Regions from separate parts of the Homo sapiens genome. Here region 2 is linked to region 1. Evidence: chromatin contacts called from ENCODE Hi-C or POLR2A ChIA-PET data. All regions are on one chromosome and are shown on one strand. Each heading gives the region's core, a stretch centred on a gene start or an enhancer-like site at or near the end of the contact. The rest is flanking DNA. Distances are from core to core; before and after follow the strand shown. Region 1 has its middle 52 kb from the start of DLEU7-AS1. Region 2 has its middle 92 kb from the start of DLEU7-AS1.

The links. Hi-C counts contacts between places; a loop is a spot of excess contacts on that map. ChIA-PET counts read pairs that join two places held with the same protein, here RNA polymerase II (POLR2A). Pooled maps may share reads with other maps.
Region 2: a loop to region 1 is called in a map of tibial artery, with 9 times the contacts of the local background. The contact joins two enhancer-like sites. A Hi-C loop is called at or near these places in 3 of 168 maps with a recorded cell type or tissue (B cell, breast epithelium and tibial artery) and 2 of 50 pooled maps. POLR2A ChIA-PET finds 5 or more read pairs at or near these places in 3 of 52 experiments (A673, OCI-LY7 and T-cell).

What each region holds. Positions count from the first base shown.
Region 1 is chr13:50,752,957-50,758,269 of GRCh38, reverse strand. It overlaps a transcript of DLEU7 not described here. Among named protein-coding and RNA genes, the nearest start is that of DLEU7-AS1, 52 kb to the left of the region's middle. RefSeq lists enhancers at 1,768-1,877, 1,908-1,957, 1,988-2,037. Within about 2 kb of position 1,991, at least 2 of the 41 ENCODE cell types and tissues checked have a DNase peak (open chromatin) inside an H3K27ac peak, as active enhancers do.
Region 2 is chr13:50,712,787-50,718,099 of GRCh38, reverse strand. It overlaps a transcript of DLEU7 not described here. Among named protein-coding and RNA genes, the nearest start is that of DLEU7-AS1, 92 kb to the left of the region's middle. Within about 2 kb of position 3,044, at least 4 of the 41 ENCODE cell types and tissues checked have a DNase peak (open chromatin) inside an H3K27ac peak, as active enhancers do.

The DNA.
Region 1 (5,313 bases), core at 742-3,241:
AGCACTGTTAACAATAAGCTTCCAAATCACAAAATTCAAAAATTATCTATTTTCCCCATTAAACATGTTGCTTGCTCCAATTATGGTTAAAAATACATCTTGGGGCCAGGTGTAGTGACTCACACCTGTAATTCTACCACTTTGGGAGGCTGAGGTGGGAGGATTGCTTAAGGCCAGCAATTTGAGACCAACCTGGGCAACATAGCTAAACCTCATCTCAAAAAAAAAAAAAAAAAAAAAAAAATCTTGGTAATGAAAATAATACTGGGGACCAAGTTAGGTATAAAATATATTTCACACTTACCATATTTAGATGCAAGGTCTAGAAGAATTGTTCTGAAGATATGATGGAGTTGGTATTTTAGGTGTAAATCACTGCCTGAATCAGAGTGCTTCTCTCTTTCCTGGAGGCCACTCCTCAGCAGCTGGTTAGCCCTGGAAAGTTCTCAAGGAGCCCCTGCACTTTTGCTAACATCACATTGCTTATTTGAAGAGCTGTGGATATGCCTGAAAAAGATATAACAAATTCCTATTTTATAATCACATTTAGAAAGAGAAACATTTCCATATTCTATCCCCTACCCATCCACTCAGCCTGTGATCAAGTTCAGCCTGAAAGATGGAGGTTTAGAGGAAAATAGAAATCGATTGCAGTAACAAGCATGACGAATAGTGTGCCAGGAGAAACAAACCTAGACTGAAGGTGTGAGCGCTCGAGTTTACAAAGTCAAGTTTTGCATTGGTTTGGCTGGTGGGGAAACTCTAGAATGCCATGCAGCAGAAATGAAAAAGTAACATCTCAGAATCTCTGATCATTTTGGATGTCTATCAATAAACCTAGCATGGCAGATTAGCAGAGAATAAGTCAAGAAGAATTATGACCAGAGAAGATTAATTGAAGTCAAGGTTCCTATGACTAAATTTGTTTATATCTGGGTGCTGAGTTAGAAGCCCAACTAGTTCGTCTGCCTCACTTTTGTGTTGCTAATTTCTTTAAAAAAACAACAACAACAAAAGATCATCATTGCAGATGGGAGGCAGGACTAGATTGCAGCTCTGACTCAGATGGACAGAGCAGTGTGCAGAGGCTTGCATCATGAATTTTAGCTCCAGAATGACAAGAATAAACCAGAAATCCTGAGAGGATCCACAGACCCTCTGAAAGAAGCGGACTGCTCCTGCAGGACCTGGAAGACACTGTAAATACTGTGAGTGCCCAAACTGCAGAAGTGGGAAAGGGAAACCCTCCGCTCCTGAACACACACCCTCACTGGAGTAAATAAAAGAAGGCTTAATTTGCGGGAGAAGTTTCCAACCTTACCTGGAGCTCAGCCAATTTAGAGAGCCCAGCAAAATACAGGGGTAGAGGAAGCAGCGGGAAAGGCCCCAGGAGCTCGCTGGGTCCCCAAGCAGGCTATTCCTGCCTGGCATGACAGGGATCCTTCGGGAGGGCAGCCAGAGGTATGGGGGAAAACACCACAGGAAGAAGGAAGTCTCCAGCTGAAATTTGAAAAAATTTGAACCCAGAAAGAAGCTTCCTGGCCGGAAATCAGGGGAGGGTGCAAATCTGGTGTGTAGACTCCACAGGCAGGGGAAGAACAAAAGCTGTGTTCTTTCACAGCTGGGAGGCAGGTAGCCTGGGGCAAGTTCTCAAGCCCTGCTCGGCCCACTGCCTGGAAACAGCCTCAGGGTTGTTAGCGGGTCACAGTGAGAGGGAGACCGGCCCTCTGAATTGTGTGGGAGCTGAATGAGGCCTGTGACTGTCGGCTTTCCCCCACTTCCCTGACAACCTGCATGACTCAGCAGAGGCAGCCATAATCTTTCTAGGTACACAACTCCATTGACCTGGGAACCTCACCCTCATCTCCCACAGCAGCCACAGCAAGACCCATCGAAGGAGAGTCTGAGCTCAGACATGCCTAGTCCTGCCCCTACCTGATGGGCCTTCCCTATTCACTCTGGCAGCTGAAGACAAAGGGCGTATACTCTTGGGAGTTCTAGGGCCCCGCCCACCACCTGTTTCTCTCCATACTACCACAGCTGATGCTCTCTGGAAAGTGCCACCTCCTGGCAGGAGGCCAACCAGCACAAAAATAGAACATTAAACCACCAAAAAGCTAAGAACCCTCACAGAGTCCATTTCACCCCCCTGCAACCTCCACCAGAACAGGTGCTGGTATCCGTGGCTGAGAGACCCATAGACAGTTCACATCACAGGACTCTGTGCAGACAACCCCCAGTACCAGCCTGGAGGTGGGGAGACTTGCTGGGTGGCTAGACCCAGAAGAGAGATAACAATCATTGCAGCTTGGCTCACAAAAAGCCACATCCATAGGAAAAGGGGGAGAGTACTGCATCAAGGGAACACCCCATGGGACAAAAGAATCTGAACAACAGCCTTCAGCCCTAGACCTTGCCTCTGACGGAGCCTACCTAAATGAAAAGGAAGCAGAAAAACAACACTGGTAATATGGCAAAACAAAGTACAAAGTTCTTTAATACCGTGCCCCCCCCCTCAAAAAAAAATCACATTAGCTCACCAGCAATGGATACAAACCAAGAAGAAATCCCTGATTTACCTGGAAAAGAATTCAGGAGGTTAGTTATTAAGCTAATTGGGGAGGCACCAGAGAAAGGCGAAGCCCAATGCAAGGACATCTGAAAAGTGATACAAGAAGTGAAGGGAGAAATATTAAAGGAAATAGATAGCATAAAAAAAAGCAATAAAAACTTCAGGAAACATTGGACACATTTATAGAAATACAAAATGTTCTGGAAAGTCTCAGCAATAGAATTGAACAAGTAGAAGAACGAAATTCAGAGCTTAAAGACAAGGTCTTCAAATTAACCCAATATAACAAAGACAAAGAAAAAAGAATAAGAAAATATGAACAAAGCCTCCAAGAAGTCTGGGATTATGTTAAACAACCAAACCTAAGAATAATCGGTGTTCTTGAGGGAGAAGAGAAATCTAAGAGTTTGGAAAACATATTTGGGGGAATAATAGAGTAAAACTTTCCCAGCCTTGCTAGAGACATAGACATTCAAATACAAGAAGCACAAAGAACACCTGGGAAATTCATCACAAAAAGATCATCACCTACACACATTGTCATCAGGGTATCTAAAGTTAAGACGAAGGAAGGAATCTTAAGAGCTATGAGACAAAGGCACCAGTTAACCTATAAAGGAAAACCTATCAGACTAACAGCAGATTTCTCAACAGAAACCTTGCAAGCTAGAAGAGATTGGGGCCCTATCTTCAGCCTCCTCAAGCAAAACAATTTTCAGCCAAGAATTTTGTATCCAGTGAAGATAAGAATCACATATGAAGGAAAGATACAGTCTTTTTCAGACAAACAAATGCTGAGAGAATTCGCCACTACCAAACCACTACAACAAGAACTGCTAAAAGGAGCTCTAAATCTTGAAGCAAATCCTGGAAACACATCAAAACAGAACCTCTTTAAGGTATAAATCACACAGGACCTATAATACAAAAATACAATTTAAAAAGCAAAAACAAAAAAACCAAGGTACACAGCCAACAAATAGCACAATGAATGCAATGGTACTTCATATCTCAATACTAACACTGGATGTTAATGGCTTAAATGCTCCACTTAAAAGATACAGAACTGCAGAATAGATAAGAACTCACTGACCAACTATCTGCTGCTTTCAGGAGACTCACCTAACACATAAGGACTCACATAAACTTAAAGTAAAGGGGTGGAAAAAGGCATTTTATGCAAATGGACACCAAAAGGGAGCAGAGATAGCTATTCTTATTTCAGACAAAACAAACTTTGAAGCAGCAGCAGTTAAAAGAGACAAAGAGGGATATTATATAATGGTAAAAGGCCTTGTCCAACAGGAAAATATCACAATCCTAAACATATATGCATCTAACACTGGAGCTCCCAAATTTATAAAACAATTACTAATAGACCTAAGAAATGAGATAGACAGCAACACAATAATAGTGGGGGACTTCAATACTCCACTGATAGCACTAGACAGGTCGTCAAGACAGAAACTCAACAAGGAAACAATGGATTTAAACTACCTTGGAACAAATGGACTTAACAGATATATACAGAACATTTCATCCAATAATCGCAAATACACATTCTATTTAACAGCATATGGAACCTTCTTTAAGATAGACCATATGATAGGCCATAAAATAAGCTGGAATAAATTTAAGAAAATTGAAATTATATCAAGCACTCTCTCAGACCACAGTGGGAAAAAACTGGAAATCAACTCCAAAAGGAACCTTCAAAACCATGCAAATACATGGAAATTAAATAACCTGCTCCTGAATGAGCACTTGGTCAAAAAACGAAATCAAGATGGAAATTAAAAAATTCTTCAAACTGAACGACAATAATGACACTGAGAGGTGACAGTGTGCTGGCAGCCCTTGCAGCCCTCGCTCGCTCTTGGCACCTCTGCCTGGGCTCCCACTTTGGCGGCACTTGAGGAGCCTTTCAGCCTACCGCTGCACTGTGGGAGCCCCTTTCTGGGATGGTCAAGGCCTGAGCTGGCTCCCTCAGCTTGCAGGGAGGTGTGGAGGGAGAAGCCTGAGTGGGAACTGGGGCTGCGCACGGTGCTTGCGGGCCAGTGCGAGTTCCGGGTGGGCGTGGGCTCGGGGGACTCCACTCAGAGCAGCTGGCCTGCCCTGCTGGCCCCGGGCAATGAGGGGCTTAGCAACCGGGCCAGCGGCTGTGGAGGATGTACTGGGTCCCCCAGCAGAGCCGGCCCACCAGTGCTGTGCTCAATTTCTTGCCAGGCCTTAGCTGCCTTCCCACGGGGCAGGGCTCGGGGCCTGCAGCCCGCCATGCCTGAGCCTCCCACCCCCTCCGTGTGCTCCTGTGCAGCCCGAGCCTCCCCAACGAGCGCCGCCCCCTGCTCCAGGGCGCCCAGTCCCATTGACCACGCAAGGGCTGAGGAGTGCAGGTGCATGGCGTGGGACTGGCAGGCAGCTCCACCTGCAGCCCTGGTGCGGGATCCACTGGGTGAATCCAGCTGGGCTCCTGAGTCTGGTGGGGATGTGGAGAACCTTTATGTCTAGCTAAGGGATTGTAAATACACCAATCGGCACTCTGTATCTAGCTCAAGGTTTGTAAACACACCAATCAGCACTCTGTCTAGCTCAGGGTTTGTGAATGCACCAATCGACACTCTGTATCTAGGTACTGTGGTGGGGACTTGGAGAAACTTTGTGTCAACACTCTTTATGTAGCTAATCTGGTGGGGACGAGGAGAACCTTTGTGTCTAGCTCAGGGATTGTAAAGGCACCAATC
Region 2 (5,313 bases), core at 1,795-4,294, 41 kb after region 1:
TTGCAGATCTTGTAAAACAAAATATTCTGATTCTGTAGGTCTTGGGGGAGGGCCTGAGATTCTGCATTGGAAACAAGCTCCCATGTGATGCTGATGAGGCTGTTTAAGAAGCACTTTGAGCAGCAAGATTTTAAATTTTCCCATAGCTATGTCAATATTATCTATAATGTCTTGGCATTGGTGGTGATTTCTGCATGTGATAGTTTGAGTTTTTGTTCCATTTTCATTTTGCCTGCTTTGTAAATGTCATTCTAGGTGCTTGCTTTATAACAGAATAGCAGAATTGATGCAACTACATTAAAACAGAAAGGGAGACATAGTGTCTGGCTGCCTTGGGCATTGCTGTTAGCAGAAATGGAAGTCTTTCAGGGGTCTTAATTTTTAATAGCTATGCTATCAGATTCTCAGTCTTGGCATTAGGGCTAGGTGTTAGAACTTCTCATAAAGTGTTCTGATTTATGGACTCCCTGCTCCTTACCATAAAATGAAGAGAAATCCTAAATTTGAAAAAAAAAAAAACCCACAGCCTAGCTAATGAGACTTCACGCTATTTGTTAATTAATAAGCATTTAATAGCATGAAGATCAGAATAACTCCAGTTTGCAAAATGTACTTACCATTTTGGAAACATCAGCAACTGAAAAGTGGGTTACATGATACAATGAGTGTAGTTGCCTTTCTCCAGACCTGTTCTGTTTCCTTGCCCTCTCTGGCCTCTTTCTGGCTCCATTTACCTTTTCCACTAGTTTACCAGATGATTCATCAACTTTCTGGCATTTTCCACTTACCATCTGTGTCCAGCATCCTGGTAAAATCCAATAAACTTTCTAATATCCAGCATCCCATTAACTATATCCTTGTATATAGCAAATTCACTGGGAGTGGATAGTCATATGATGGCCTCAAGGCAAAGGGCTCTACCACTTTTTGAATACCCACTGTGTGCCAAGTTCTGTGCTGGTTGCATCAACTAAATCATCTCACTTAAAGCTAAAGTATTAAAGATCCTAAAAAGCCATTTTACAGAAAGATTAGATTATTTTCAATTTATTATTCAGAATAAATATATCTTTTTTCTTTAACTTCTCAAATAGTTATTGAATTGTATTGGTTTAAATTAAATGCGTCATGTGTATATATAGTATTAATTCAAGAGATACAAAAGGAAATTGAGTGAAAAATAAGTCTGCCTCCTTCCCATCACTCTCATGTCTCTACCTAGAGGCAATTATTGTCAACAGTTTTTGATGTGTCTTTCAAAAAATAGTCCATTAAGCCTGGTGTACTAGATCTCTTTTAAAAGTTTACAACCTGTTACAGAATATATATAAATGTTCAATTACTAGTAACACCTTATTACATATACAGATTACAACTTAGAAATATATTTTCATGACCATTATGTCATTTGATTCTCCCTACAATCCTATGAACAAGGCAGGGGAGACATTGTTGTTACCACCTTACACATGAAGAAACCAATGCTCAAAAATGTAAAATGATCTGCCCACGTGTATATAGTTAGTGAGAGTCCCAGTTCTAGAACAATAACTAGTCTAATGCTCTTTCCGTGACATCACGGAAAAGGTAGCCCAAGGATTAGAGATCAAAAAACATTAGCCTTCCTCGATCAGTCAAAGTACTCTTTCTGTATAGTGTCAATTAACAGAGAATTTACTATGTTCAATATGGTACCAAGAGGGCATTATTCCATGTAAATAATATAGCATATAAAAACTCAATATTCTGGCTTTGCAACTGTGGTCATTAAGCTGTAACCAAACATTTCAATGAAACAAGGGCTTGAGTTCCTGTTAATGGAGATGTTTGGCCCTTCTCTTGAGATAGCCCTTGGTGATCAGAACCTACACATTGCTAGAGAAGGGTTGGGGCATTTGTGAATCTGGTCTATTAAACAAAAAAGACCAAGCAGGAAGCAATTCTATTCTTTCTTAGAACTGCCCAGTGAACTTGTTTCCTTATTTGGTGATAAAATCCTAGGTTGATCTAACATTTATGCCACCTTTCAGTTACTAACAAATACTTTGTGTTTTGAGATCTTGAAGGTCCAGTTCAGTCTAACATCAAAGCTTCCTGTGTCCCCAGCCCAGACCTGCCTCAGCAGGGTGTGGAGGGGAAGCAGTGCATGGCCAGGTGGCAGGGAGCTGCAGGGTAGCAGCAAGGTGTGCCAGGGCATGACAGCCAAACTTACCTTTCTGCTACTCTTCTTTGGCTCTTCTGCTGCCTTTGGGTCCTCCCACATCAGAACAGCAGTAGGGAGGAAAGGCAAGGTTGTGATTTGGTAGCATTATCTGGCATAGACGTTGTCTGAAGGCCGATGATTTTCTCAAGTGGAATCTTCGGAGTTTTTCCGAAACACCTCCACTAGGGAGCTGCCATTGTAGCTTCCTAACACACGTCTCCTCCAGCTATGACTTCCCCTCCTCCATCTCCGACTTCTTCCTGCTGGGGTTCCTTGTGTCTCCTGTTGGTTCCTCCTTTTGAGTGGAGCCCCATTCTCGGCTGATAGCCCAGTTCCGTTCCCTGAGTCCTCCAGGGCAACATCCCCTTTGCTGCGCCATCGGCGGAAGTGCGACTTCTCCAGCTCTCGCCCCCTTTCTCCTTTAGCTGCCACCGGCTGCTCTGTCTAGCTTCTCACCTGCTGGCTTTTCAGGTACTAATCTCTATGTGGTAGGCTGAATAAGGCCCCCACCAAAGATGTCCTTTTCCTAATCCCCAGAACCTGTGAATAGCTTACATTACACGGCAACAGGGACTTTGCAGATGTGGTTAAGGTAACAGATTTTTAGATGAGGGGATTATCCTGGATTATCGGGTAGGCTCAAAATAATTACATGATCCTTTAAAAGCAGAGAACATTTCCCGACGAAAGTCAGAGAGATGAGGCCTCGTGAGAAGGATTCCACACACTCACACTCTCGCTGGCTCTGAGATGTAGGTGCCCTTGTGCAAGAATCAGAGAGAGGCTGCAAGGAGCCAGTGGCAGTTCCCGCCGACAGCCCGCAGGGAAGCAGGGACCTCAGTCCATCAGGCAAATTGAACTGAATTCCGCCAACAAGGCGCAGAGGCCTGGAAACAGATGCTTCATTAGAGCCTCTAGGAGGGAGTACAGCCTGGCCAACACCTTGATTTCAGCCCTGTGAGGCTTGAAGCCCACACACCAGCCGCGCCCACTGGACTTCTAACCTACAGAACTGTGAGGTAGTAATTTTGCTATTTTTAAGCTGTTAAATGTGTGCTAATTTGTTTCAGCAGCAATAGACACTAATACATTCTATGTTCCCCAAAGCCTAGGGGTCCTAGGTCAGCTCTCCAAGTAATTCTCTGAAGGCCCCCTCTTATTTGCGTAAGATGAGGGGAAAACACATGAGAAGGGAGGAGGAAGCATTTTAGCAGCCTGAAAGCTCTGTCTCATGAAATCCTTGCCGTCCTCATTAATTTACAAGTCTCCCCTTGCGTAGCTAAGATTTGAGCGATGGTTTCAGGGTTATTGGACCATTTTTTTGGTCACTCCTTAGCAGATGACATCTCCTGAGAATAGATGAGCATTTTTAACAATATTTTTTTTTCTCAGCTCAAAGATGTCAGCTAGCACTGAGAAAACAGGAAAAGTCTCATTTTAATATCCTGTTACTTAAAGGTATTCACAGAATGGCTTACCGTTTTAGGTTTAACATTCTAATGATATGCCAGATGGACTGGGGTTGCTCGGAAAAAGCTGGGTGACAGGAGAAGGAGTTGAGATCCCAGAAAGAGAATTCACCACTAGGGTGGGAAGACAGACAGGTCAGAAAATAGCCACGTTGCCCAAGACCGGAATTAATGTGGATGAAACAACGCTTCTAGCCCTAGACCTCAGGCATGGCGGGATCCAAGGCAGAGGTGAGAAGGGAGTTTGTGTTCAGTGGCTCACCAGTAAGCAGGACTCTTATGCCTTCCTACAATGATCCTGCAAGAATGGAATAAACTGAGACTACATAGCTTGAGTATGTGCAATAGTTGACCACTTCCTTTCTGTGTTTTGTGGTTTCACAACTTGAGTTTCCAACAGAGCATGGGAGTGAGGGGAGTCAGAGACAGAGCAGCAGTTCTGTAACACAGCCGACAGTCTTCATGAGGGTAGGGGCAAGGCCCTACTGCCCGGTCCGGGAGGCCACATGCGGGCAGAGTCTGGGTCGTTTTCACATCTGCGGAATGATGTGTGTCTGAGGAGGGAGGCAGGTGGGAGACAACTTCCTTACAGTCCCCATCCCGTGTTGCTGCCTTTAATGAGCTTTTAGGAGGCATGATTTCATAGCCTAGTTTATTTTATAATCAAGCCCAGCTTCCTCTGTTAGACCAATCAGTACCTATTAACTGAATGCCTACCGTATGCAGGCTTATGACGCCAGGAACAAATACGTCCATGATGCTGTTGCTGTTTAGGAATTGTAAGATCATGGATAGAACCCCTTTCCTGTCAAGAGCTCACTTTTTCCATAGAGTGAAGGGCAGCTGTAAGGTTATTTCTAGAATTCTATTTTCCTTCCCTTCTCATTTCAGGAAGAAGAAGATGAACATAAAATACAAAGAAAAAGATTAATATAAAGTATAAAGATAGCTATAGAGAAGTCTTCTTCCTGGGTTGTTTGACTCGAAATTAGGGTCCTTCTATGCATATTTTGTGTTTCTCATGTAATTATCTATAATGGGTAGCCAAGAAATGTGTGTTAGCCCATATCTCCAGTACCTAATGCCATTCCTAAAATGCAATATAGTGCTCAGTAAATAATTGTTGAATCAATGAATATAAAAAATGCAAAGCAAGCATTTGAGATATTATGCTACATTTCTTTCAGCTTCAACTCCTGGCTAATGAGTGAAGAAGGTCACTGTAGGAGTGTGAGGACCATCAGGAGCTTCATATTTCAATAACCAGTGCCAAATTCTGAATGCCAGATGGGATGAGATGGGATGTTAAACCACTTCTTATTACCACGTTGTTGGCCTCCATTGCCTTCGTATTGGTCTCCAATTGCATGGTCTCTGTGGATCTCTGACTTCTTATTACCTCCGATTGGAACGCGCCACAAATCATCCTGCTTTCTTTATCCTCTCTCACCTCCAAGTAATCCTGTCATCTTGCTCCAATTAGAGCCGCTTCCATTAAGAAGATCGTGACAAATTCCCTACCCCTGTTTGCTCTTCAGGAAAATTATCCCCTGGAAAAGTGGATGTTATAGTCGCTTTTCAGAATGTATTGTCTGAATTTCTTGTCTTCCAACATTCTCCTAAGCCAGTTACCTTTGCACT